Linked DNA regions of Homo sapiens: region 1 is linked to region 2. A link is a contact called in ENCODE Hi-C or POLR2A ChIA-PET data. All regions are on one chromosome and are shown on one strand. The core of a region is the stretch at or near the end of the contact, and the rest is flanking DNA. Distances in the headings are between cores, read along the strand shown.

Region 1 (4,057 bases), core at 176-2,675, 470 kb before region 2:
TGCCCATTAAAATCTCACTGACTGTATCCCCAGTTGTCCCCATTGCCCCTAGATTCATATAGTCCTATTAGCCCCCATTAATCCCTTGTTTTCCACCTTTATCCTAATACTACTTCATTGTACCTCCCACTCCCTATATCTCTCTCGTTTCACCCCATTCGCCATTAATCCCTTAGATGATTAGGCCCCTTTATTACTACATCCTTATGAACCTCTAACAATGCCTGGAGAATCATGGTCTATTAGCTCCCCATTAAGCATTCAATTACTGATTTATCAGCCCCCATTAACTCAGTTTTCTCCAATAGACCCTTCATAGATCACAGCACTAGCCTCCTGCCCTGTAACTCTTTCATTAACAAACACGTTAACTGATCACACATCAGTTCCCCATTCTCCCCTCACTGTCCACCCTGCTCTCCATGGATCCATCACTGGATGATCACACTCCAACAGTTTACTATTCACCTACTATGTATCAACAGAAGTTAACCCCCCCAACCCTAGTTTACTATTGCCCTCTCTTTACTCACTCTGTCCCCTAATTCCTCGACGGTCATGCCACCATAGCCCAACTACTGACTCTGACTACAACACCATCAGCCTCTCATTATCTTTTCTTTCACCAAGGCCCCTTGATCATGACCTCCATCCATCTATTATTCCCCCCACAACCTCACCATCATCCTTGCCATTACGATGCCCCATCACTTTCCATTAACCCGTTGAATATCATACCTCCATCAATACCTGGGGGATCATTTTCCCATCCATCACTCGTTATATTCTAGTTGCTTACTCTGCCATCCCCTCATTAATCAATCAATGAACAACAGTTCGACTAAAATATTCTTATTAGCCCCCATTGATTCCCCAGTAACACCCCACCCTCACGCTCCACCCAACCTCCCAAAACAGCCTTCTGACCACACTCCCCGTCCCTCCTCATCAATACCTCAAAGATGATAGCTCCATCGGGACCACCGGGTACCCCTCCAGGCGGCTCCGACCGCTGCGTCCCATGTCCCCACCTCGAATCCACCCCGTCTACTGGTCCCCTTCTGCAGACAAACCTTGGGTCTAGAACCCACCCGGTGCCAGCCGCCCGAACCATACACAGCTACGGCGCCCAGGGCGGACCTCCCTCCTTTCCCCGCAGGCGGGACAGTGCAGGCGTGCCTCAATAGCCTCCGCCCGCATTCCTGTCCTCCGCGCCCCAGGGCCCACCTTAGTTTTCGGAGCAGGGTGGTCCGCGAGCAGCCTGTGCCTCGGCGAGAGCGCAAACGGGCGACAAGTCCTAGGGCTTCAGTTTGTGTTCGTAGTCCACCCGAATGCCCGGGGGGGCAAGCCTATGGGCTGTCGCAGCGTGGCAAACTCGGCATCGTGGATCGCCCAGGTTCCGGCGGGCCGGGACCTGATGTGAACGTACAACGTGAGCCCCGTCATCTATTGTCGACGTATCCGGGGCTCGCGAACTGCGTTTCCCGGCATGCAACGGGCACGGCCAAAGCGGCTGAATCCACGCACTGCGTGGCTGCAGCGACGCGACGCGCAAGTTGCCAGCGATTCTTTGTTCTTTTTCTTCCGAGGCCAAGATCGATTTGCTCCCCCGCCCCTCCCTTCTTGGACCGTGCTTGTTATTGAGCCTGTAAACTACATTTCCCAAGATGCCACGCGCAAGATGGCGCCCATTCATTTTTCGCGTGCCGGGAAGCGAAATTACCACTCGGGGCATAAACGTGACAGTAAGGAAAATGCGTTCTTGAAGTGCGCGAGCGCGCGGAGGCTGCTCGGCTGCAATTTCAGATCGCACTACAGCTAATGCATGGCGCTGCCTGAGTTTTACTGCCTCAGAACTTCAGTTTCCCTGTCTGGAAAGTGGGGATAATCAATAGTATAGACTTAACAGCATTATTGGGAGGGTTAAATAGGTGTAGCTTAGCCACTCTCTGGGCTTTTGTAATTCTGTGATCTTCAAATATTTTAAATTCCATCCCAGACACAAAAAAAGACTATACATCCTGACCCAGTGGACAAACGGAAAAATAATGAAAACGTTTATCATAGTGTTTACCATGTGCTAGGCTCTAAATGCCCTCAGTGGTGTGCTGGTAAATGGTTAACCACTGGCTGGGGCGGGGGTGGTGGCGGGGAGGGGTGGGGGGAAGGGAGGCTGGTTTCTAGCATTTACCAATTTCCATGGCTTAGGTACAATCTTCTTGTTAGATTTCAAGGTACCGACCTGTGGTCACTGAACAGGGAGTTTAAAAGAGATGCAGTAGTGCACTATCATGTATTATTTTTACCATACAGATAAAATGGGGGTAAATGACCTCAAGAGCATAGAGAATAGTGGAATGTGGTAAAATTAGGAAGTTACCAGTTTTGAGTAAGTTTATATCATTTCATTTTTAACCATAGCTGTTTAACTTTAGGGGGCTGAGGTGGAAGGATCGCTTGAGTCCAGGACTTCAAGACCAGCCTGGGCAATATGGTGAGATCCCCGTCTCTACAAATAATAAAAATAGCCGGGCGTGGTGGTGTGTGCGAGTAGTTCCAGCTACTTGGGAGGCTGAGGTGGGAGGATTGCATGAGCCTGGGAGGTCAAGGCTGCAGTGAGCCTTGATCTTGCCACTGCACTCCACTGTGGGTGACAGAGTGAGACCCTGTCTCAACAAACAAACAAAACCAGTTGTTAAACCAGCTGTTTAACAACCAGTTTGCAAAATTTCTGAAAATTGAACAGCTCCTCCCAACCTGTATAAGTTGGCTCCAGCATGTCCTTCCCTTTGTTCATTCATTTTAATCCTGGCAACATGCATATGAGTATTAGCCAGGGGCGGCGGCATGTGCCTTTAGTCCCAGCTACTCCAGAGGCTGAGGTGGGAGGATCCCTGGAGCCCAGGGGTTTGAATCTAGTCTGGGCAACATAGCGAGAACCCATGTCTCTTTAAAAAATAAAAGGGCTGGATGCAGTGGCTCACGCCTATAATCCCAGAACTTTGGGAGGGCGAGGCGGGGGGATCACTTGAGGTCAGGAGTTGGAGACCAGCCTGGCCAACATAGTGCAACCCCGTCTCTACTAAAAATACAAAAATTAGCTGGGCGTGGTGATGCGCACCTCTAGTCCCAGCTACTCAGGAGGCCAAGGTGGGAGGATCACTTGAACCTGGGAGGTGGAGGTTGCAGTGAGCCGACATCGTGCTACTGCACTCCAGCTTGGGCGACAGAGTGAGACCCTGTCTCAAGAAAAAAAAAAAAAACAGAATGATTGATTCCTTAGCACACGAGCTTCACCAGGCAGGGATTCCTGTTCTGTCATGTTCACTGCTGCCTCCCAGTGCCTGGAACAGGGGTGGCGCACAGTTGGTGTTCAATAAATGTTGGTTGAATTCATCCTTTTGTTGCTTCGTTCCTTAATTTTTTCCCCAGTGGTGCGTCCTGCATTTCTATGGAGCCCTGGGTGGAGGCGTAGAGACTCTGAGAACCAGGGAAGAAGCCAGAGCTTTGTCAGCAGAACTCAAGGGCATTGTGGGACTGTGGGAACATGACTCCCCTGCAGAGGCGAGCGAGTGTGAGAAAGGAAGGGTTCGAGCCACCAGGCCTCCGCTCCACAAGAGAGGAGGGGGTGCCAGGCATTGGGGGCCCATGTTCACCCTGTGGGACGCTTCCCACGTCCTGTTTTCTTGTCGCTCACGAAGAGGATGTTTAACTTTTAGCAAAGAAACTTGCTTCCTCCAGCAGGACCGGGGGTTTGGGGGACAGGAGCCAGGCTCTGAACTCTCCAGGCTCTTCCCGAAGTAGGGTGTCGGCCTGCAGCTCCCACCCGGCACCCCACTGAGTGTAAAGGTGTCCTTCCCTTGGCCTCCTGGAGGGGTCAAGGAAGGGGGAGCTGCCAGGCCAGCTCTTTCCCGGTGGGGGCATCTTAGCAGTGTGAGGGAACGAGGGGGGTGGCCCAGGGGCAGGGGACTAGGACTTTGCTGCCCAGGGGCTGCTTTGAGGAAAGGAAGTGACTGGAAAGAGTTACTCCGTGGGGAGCCTGCATGAAAGGACAGAT
Region 2 (6,738 bases), core at 2,094-4,593:
TTATCGCAATTCCTCACAGTCTACTTAGCATTACCCAAATTCTTTCATGTCATATTCCTTCTTCACCCCACTCACTCTCACTCAGACTCATTTCCTATCTTTGCCTCTATTTCCCGCCCCTGCATCAAATGACTCTGGCTTACTCGCACGTGGCCCAGCCTTCAGCTTCTTTCATTGACCCGGGGCCTCATTATTTCCCCCCTTCACTCCCCCTCTGCCCCTCCTTCACCTCTATTCTCTCAGATGCTGTCCCAGGAACACCCCCATTTCCTGGAGCTCTGTCCCTATTACTCCCAAACACTAGCTGAAGTTACCCACATACACTTAGCCTACGCTAAGTGAGCCAAGATCGCACCACTGCACTCCAGTCACTGTTCTTTCTCAGTTTTCTCTTCATTGTTTCCATTTACTCTTACTCTGCCTCTCACTGCCTCATTCCTTTAAATCTATTCCCACTGTAACCCCTATCACCCTCTTCTTGCTCATATTCTGCTCCTGATTCATGGCTGCCATTCTGCCTCCCAGTACCCGCATTCTGTCACGCTGTGCCTCAAATTCGTTACTTTTGCTCACATCGGGCTCCCCATGTTTCCTCGCTTTACTCACCCGAGGCCATGAAGCCTTCATCCACTCTCTGCCTCACAATACCCACGTTCACCCATCCTCTGCTCTTCACTTTCATTCCCTCTCACTCTGCCCAACATCACCTCCATTCATGTGCACTCTTCAGCTCATTCACATTTGCCGATTCCCACTGGGATCCCTGTGCACCCACGTTCCTGGGCTACTACCCTGTATAACGCCCATGTAATCCCAGTCATCTCTAGTCATCCTTCTCCCTCGTAGCACCCACACTCAAACTCGGCCTGCTTCACATTCTACCATGTATCCATCTCCACTCTTTTATTCTGTCCCTCCCGCACCCCATTCTTCCCTTTCCATCCCACATTACCCCCATTCACTCCTACTGTCTCCCTAAATTCCCCTCTCTTCATTCATCTTGTGCCTCATAAAACCACCATTCATTCACACTCTAATCCTCAGTACTCACATAAACTCCACTCACATTCACCCCCTTCAGTTGCCCCATTCATTCAGAGTCTGCTCCCACTTTCACCTTTTTTCCGCTGAGACTGTGCCTCATTTCCCATCATTTACTTAATCTCATCATAATCTCAAATTCATTCATAATTGAATGCATGCATAGTCATTCCCTCACTTTGGCCCACATCCACTCCACTCTGGTGTTCATTCACCTCCATTCCATTGCCCTTTGCCTCTCCTTGCTCTCATTTACTCCCAATTTGCCCTTCAGTCACCATTATTCATGCCCCTCACCCACCAGTCCCATGTATCTCCTGTTCACTGACACTCACATTGGCCAACACAGAAGCATCTGATGGATTGCTCAGGATTTGATCTGGCTGCACGCACCAACCCCACCACAAACACCAGTGGCTTCAAGAGGAGGGAAGCAGATTCCTCTTTTGGAGGCAGGTAATCCAGGGCTAGTGTGGTAGCTCCAAGGTCACCAGAGACCTGGCTCCTTCTGTGCTGTTGCTCTGTCAGCCTCACCTGCTGCTTCTGGTCCAAAATGACCGCTCACAATTGGCAAGGCTTTTGTGGTCTTGATAAAATGTATCATAAGAGCAATTGTAATGATGACTCGCCAGCCACGTGGGGGCTTCTCTCATTGTCTTTGGGTGGGAATGTCATATCATGCAGACTCTGTGGTGGGACCAGCCACCTGTCAGCTTCTCACTCTCCTTCACCTAGCCACCTGCTGCTTAGGTTACTGTATGAGGAGGTCACACCTGTAGGGAATGACGGTAGAGGATACCCAGGACAGAGAGTGGGAGTCCTCGCTCTGCAGCAGCAAAGTTAGCCTCACATAGCTTGTGCATGCACACTGTGGGCCCTCAGATAGTTTCTGAGGGGCTGTATCACTGGCTCCTCTGCCCCCCAACTCCCACCAACCCTAAAAGATTTCCTCCTTTGTGTAGGTGTGTGTGTACAAGGTGGTTGGAGATGACGTTTAGGTGCTAGAAGGGGCGACACTTGATGGGCCCTAAAGGACCAGCCCTTTCTATTTTCTACCTCCTAATGCATTGAGAGAGTGGATAAATTGTATACCCAGGAGGTGCTGATGTGTCAGGGAGCAACAGATGTGAGTTCCTTTTTTACTTTCTTTCTTTCTTTGTCTTGTCTACTGGGAAGCTCCATTCCTTTTGTTGTTGTTGTTGTTTGTTTGTTTTTTGTTTTTGAGATGGAGTCTCACTGTGTTGCCCAGGCTGGAGTGCAGTGGTGTGATCTTGGCTCACTGCAACCTCTGCCTCCCGGGTTCAAGCGATTCTCCTGCCTCAGCCTCCAGAGTAGCTGGGATCACAGGCGTGCTACCAAGCCCGGCTAATTTTTGGTGTTTTTAGTAGAGACGGGGTTTCACCATGTTGGCCAGGCTGGTCTTGAACTCCTGACCTCAGGTGATCCGCCTACCTTGGCGTCCCAAAGTGCTGAGATTACAGGCGCACGCCACCGTACCCAGCCCAATATATGTGTATTTTTAACGTTACTATATAATGCTAGATTGCTTCAGACTGGTCTTTACAGATCGGATCCTTCTTATGGTTTCCCATATGTCCAGAATGAAATATGAGCTCCCTGGCCAAGGAGGCCCTACAGCACCTGGCCCCAGCCTACACCCCCTACACTCCCAACACACTGACACTGTCTACTCATCCAGAAAAAGCAACCTGTTAGCCACCACTTAATATACCCCTTCACCCCCGGTGTGTGTGTCCCACATCGCCGTTTATTTTTCAGCTTGTTTGTCTGCATACCGACCCACCGTCCTTCAAACGCTACAACGTAAACTCCCAGTCCTGGCCACTGGATGAAGCCAGTGGCTTTTCCCTACCTCCTACTCTTTGTGCACGCAGAGCAATTTAGCCACGCATCCCGCCTTCCCGTTATTTTACACCTGCAACCCTGTTGCTGCCCTCCAAGTTCAAAGTGCGAAATTGCCGCCTGCTAGAATCTTTTCCTTAGTTGGGCACTTCCCCTCCCCGCCCTGCCGTAAGAAAATTGGTGTCTGAAGTCTTAGGAGTGCCTGCCTCTGCATAACTAAGTAAACAACCGCTTTGCGACGCAGCCCCAGCAGCAAAAGGACACGGTGGGCACGGCCATCTGGCCTGGAGCAGTGACGTCACCGGCAAGGCTACCTTCCCTCTGCGCCTGCGCTGCGGCCCCATGTTGACTATTGGCGGACGGGGTCTCAAAGGCGCCACTGAGCGTGCGCAGAACCGACCCCTGCAGCCCTTTAGGCTGCGGTGCCAAAGAGTCGGTCCCGAAGCGGAAGTGCTTGTTGGGGCCAGGCTTTGTAACGGTCTCCTGAGCAGCGAGCAGAAAATCTGTTATCGAGAGAGAGTGAGGTTGAGGGGGCAAGTGCTAGGGGTCGTGGGCTGAGTGATGGGGAGTTCTGTGGGATGAGTGAAGTGGGAGTTGGGGGTTGAGTGATGGGGGACCGAGAGGTCAGTGGACGAGGTTCTAGGGGCTCACTGGTGAACAAAGTTATGGGGGCTAAGCAGGATTAAATGGGGCTTATTAAACTTTGACTTTTACACGTTTTCCAGCACAGTGACCTGCCCCTAAAGGTTCATGCGCATCCCTCAGACCCCTCTTTAGACGCGCCCCGCTTCTCCCTCTGCCCTCTCCCCTTGCCCAAGCCCCGAGGTGGGGGCCTGGTGTGAATGCTCCGGCCGAAGTGAACCTGCACCCCCGCACCCGAAGGCCTCTTTCCGGCTTCTGGGCAAGGCGGCCCCGGTGAGGTGAGCAGAAGGAAGGAGAGGCACCTGCGAGGTCTCACCTGACCCCGGGCCTCGCCCAAGTTGGGGGCGTGGGAGGAGGGGTAGGTGCGGGGTCTGAGGGAGATGGGGGTAAAATGTAATTGGGATAATAGTTTTAGAGTGTAGTTTTTTTTGGCATTTAATAAATAACATTTGAATATATAGATTAATTCTGAAATAGAGAAAAAGAAAATCAACAGGAACTAATTCTTCCCCCACACATTTAAATGTCCGTTTTTAGACATTTTTGGTGTGTATAGGGGTATGCCTTTTAAACATTTAACATATAACTTTAAAATGGATTCCCGCAGTTTTAAAACCTACTTTGTAATTCACCTTAGGATTTTTTTGTACACCTTTTAAAAACGTTTAGTTGAGATACATATACCACAAAGTGCATAGATACTGTACAGTTCCATATAACGCTTTTAACAGCTTTGTAGCATTTTATCTTTTATATTTTGTTATTATTAATCCCTTATGGGTCATAGAGGATCGTTTAAGTTTGGCATTATTGAAATCAATGCTGAGACGTGGGTACGTGCAGAGAAATTATGATACATTATGATAAATTATTTCCTTAAGGAAAATACCTACAAATACACTTTATGGGTCAGTACACAATTTAATATATGTGTATATAAAACCTTTTGTGTTCAATGTTCACATGAAGAGTGAATAATACACAGATTGTTAAAATCACATGGTTGCCCAGACTCTTCCAGAGAGCAGTCTGATGGCCAGCTGATGTGAGGGGATTGCTAGGCAGCTAATTCTGGGCACTGAAAGTCTGATGGGGTCTCCTCATCTGCTGTACTCTTCTCCACTTGTTCCAGCTCGGCCGTCACACATCTCTGCTTTTTCCCAAGAAGAGCAGGAAATGGCCAAACCCCAGGTAAGTATGTTGTCTGTTTCTTCATTCCTCTATTTTACTGTGGATGTGACGAAATATGTGGAAATCCCTGCCATAAAATAGGAAAGTATTTGTAAATAAGGATTGGATCAGGCAAAATAAGAGACAACAGATCAAGGCCAAATTAGAATGTAGAGGTGTGCAGGACTCAGGGTGTAACAGATATTGATGTTGGGCTGTCAGTTTCTCTTTGAGCCTTCTGGTAGCCAAAGGGAAACATAACCAGTACCTTGGCTCACCTTACTCATCAGGAGAGAGCACACAGCCTTCATGGGAAGTCAAGGTTGCCTGGAATTGTGTTTAAAGGTATTTCTTTGCTGGGTCTTCATGTGGATAGTGCAGTTGCCCTCAACCACAGCCTGGTGACAAATGCTTTCCTGCAGATATGTGCTACAGCTTTCCTCAGTGAGCTGGAGACATCATGTCAAAATGTAACTTGGGAATGAAATCTCTTAGGGAACCTGCTTGTCTTTCCAATGATTTTCCTGAAGCAATTTCTTAGTCGGACTTTGAATTATCTTTTGTCCAAGAGACAAAATTTTTTCAGATACCTGCAGCCCACCATATTTTTTCTTTCACTTTAAACATTTTTATTTTTTAAATTAACATACAGTGAAATTGATTTTTGTTAGATTGGTGTAACTAATCTATAGGATAGATAATAGTTTCATCACCCCAAAAAAACTCCTTCATGCTACTCTGTTAATAGTCATGTCTTCCCCAACCTGTAACCTCAGGCAGCGGTAGGTCTGTTCTGTGTCACTGTAGTTTTGTCTTTTCAAGAATGTCATATAAGTGAGGTGTCATGTATTATGTAACCTTTTCTTTCTGAGATGATTGATTTACATGCAATTGAAAGAATAATACAGAGAAATCCTGTGTACTCTTTTCCTAGGTTCCCCCAATGATAACATCCTGCAAAAACCATAGTACAATATCAAAGTCAGGATGTTGACATTGATATGATCAAGCCCCATCATCGCAAGGATCCCTCAAATTGTCCCTTATAGCCACAGCCACTGCCCTTCCTCCCCCATACCCATTCCTAAACTCTTGGCAGCTACAAATCTGTTTTCTGTTTTGGGAATTTTGTCATTTCAGGAATGTAATAGAAATGGATCGTATGGTATGTGACCTTTTGGGATTTGTTTGTTTGTTTCCACTCAGCACAATTCCCTGGAGATTCATCAAAGTTGTGTGTGTCAGTAGTTGTTTCTTTGTTATTGCTGAATAGTAGTCCATGGTATAAATGTACCACAGTGTATTTATCCATTCACCTGTTGAAAGACATTTGCGTTATTTCCAGTTTTTGGCAATTATGAGTAGAGCTACTTTAAACAATCATGCACAGGGTTTTGTGTGAACATAGGTTTTCATTTCTGTGGAGTAAATATTGGATTACTAGGTCATATGGTAAGTGTATGTTTAACTTTTTAGGAATCTGCCAAATTATTTTCTAGAGTGGTTGAACCATTTTTCATTTCTCCTAGCAATGTATGAGTTCCAATTGTTCCATATTTTTGTCAGTACTTGGTATTGTCAGTATTTTTTATGTAGTCATTTATCTCATAATGATTTTAATTTGCATTTCCTTAATGGTTAAAGATGTTAAGCATCTTTATATATGCTTATTTATTTTTGGTCTATCCTCTTGATGAATGTCTGTTCAAAAGTTTCCGCCCATTTTTCAATTGGATTTTCTTGCTGTTGAGTTTTAAGAGTTCTTTATATATCCTTTACACAGGTCCTTTGTCAGATACATGGTTTGTAAATGTTTTCTCCAAGTGTATTGCTTGTCCTTTTCCTCTCATAACATTGTTGTTTGCAGAGCAAGAATTTTTAATTTGGAAAATTTCCAATTTATGAATCATTTATTTATGGATCATGCCCTTGGTGTCATGTCTAAGAACTTTGCCTAACACTAGGTCATGAAGATTTTCTCCTATTGTATAATTTTATAGTTTTAGATTTTACATTTAGATA

What was found. A loop is a pair of places that touch in the nucleus more often than their neighbours do. ChIA-PET counts read pairs that join two places held with the same protein, here RNA polymerase II (POLR2A). Pooled maps may share reads with other maps.
Region 1: a loop to region 2 is called in a map of dorsolateral prefrontal cortex, with 6 times the contacts of the local background. The contact joins the promoter of FTSJ1 here to the promoter of ZNF182 in region 2. A Hi-C loop is called at or near these places in 2 of 168 maps with a recorded cell type or tissue (dorsolateral prefrontal cortex and posterior cingulate gyrus) and 7 of 50 pooled maps. POLR2A ChIA-PET finds 5 or more read pairs at or near these places in 2 of 52 experiments (activated CD4-positive, alpha-beta T cell and naive thymus-derived CD4-positive, alpha-beta T cell).

Annotation. Positions count from the first base shown.
Region 1 is chrX:48,473,567-48,477,623 of GRCh38, reverse strand. FTSJ1 (FtsJ RNA 2'-O-methyltransferase 1) reads right to left here and starts at 1,425. Exons shown (of 13, transcript NM_012280.4): 1 at 1,228-1,425. LOC124905185 (a long non-coding RNA gene) reads left to right here and starts at 1,281. Exons shown (of 2, transcript XR_007068226.1): 1 at 1,281-1,745; 2 at 2,436-3,396.
Region 2 is chrX:48,000,594-48,007,331 of GRCh38, reverse strand. It overlaps ZNF182 (zinc finger protein 182), which reads left to right and starts at 3,343. Exons shown (of 6, transcript NM_001007088.2): 1 at 3,343-3,423; 2 at 3,630-3,824; 3 at 4,679-4,737. The coding sequence starts at 4,723. It overlaps SPACA5 (sperm acrosome associated 5), which reads right to left and starts at 344. Exons shown (of 4, transcript NM_001394298.1): 1 at 1-344. RefSeq lists an enhancer at 3,418-3,727.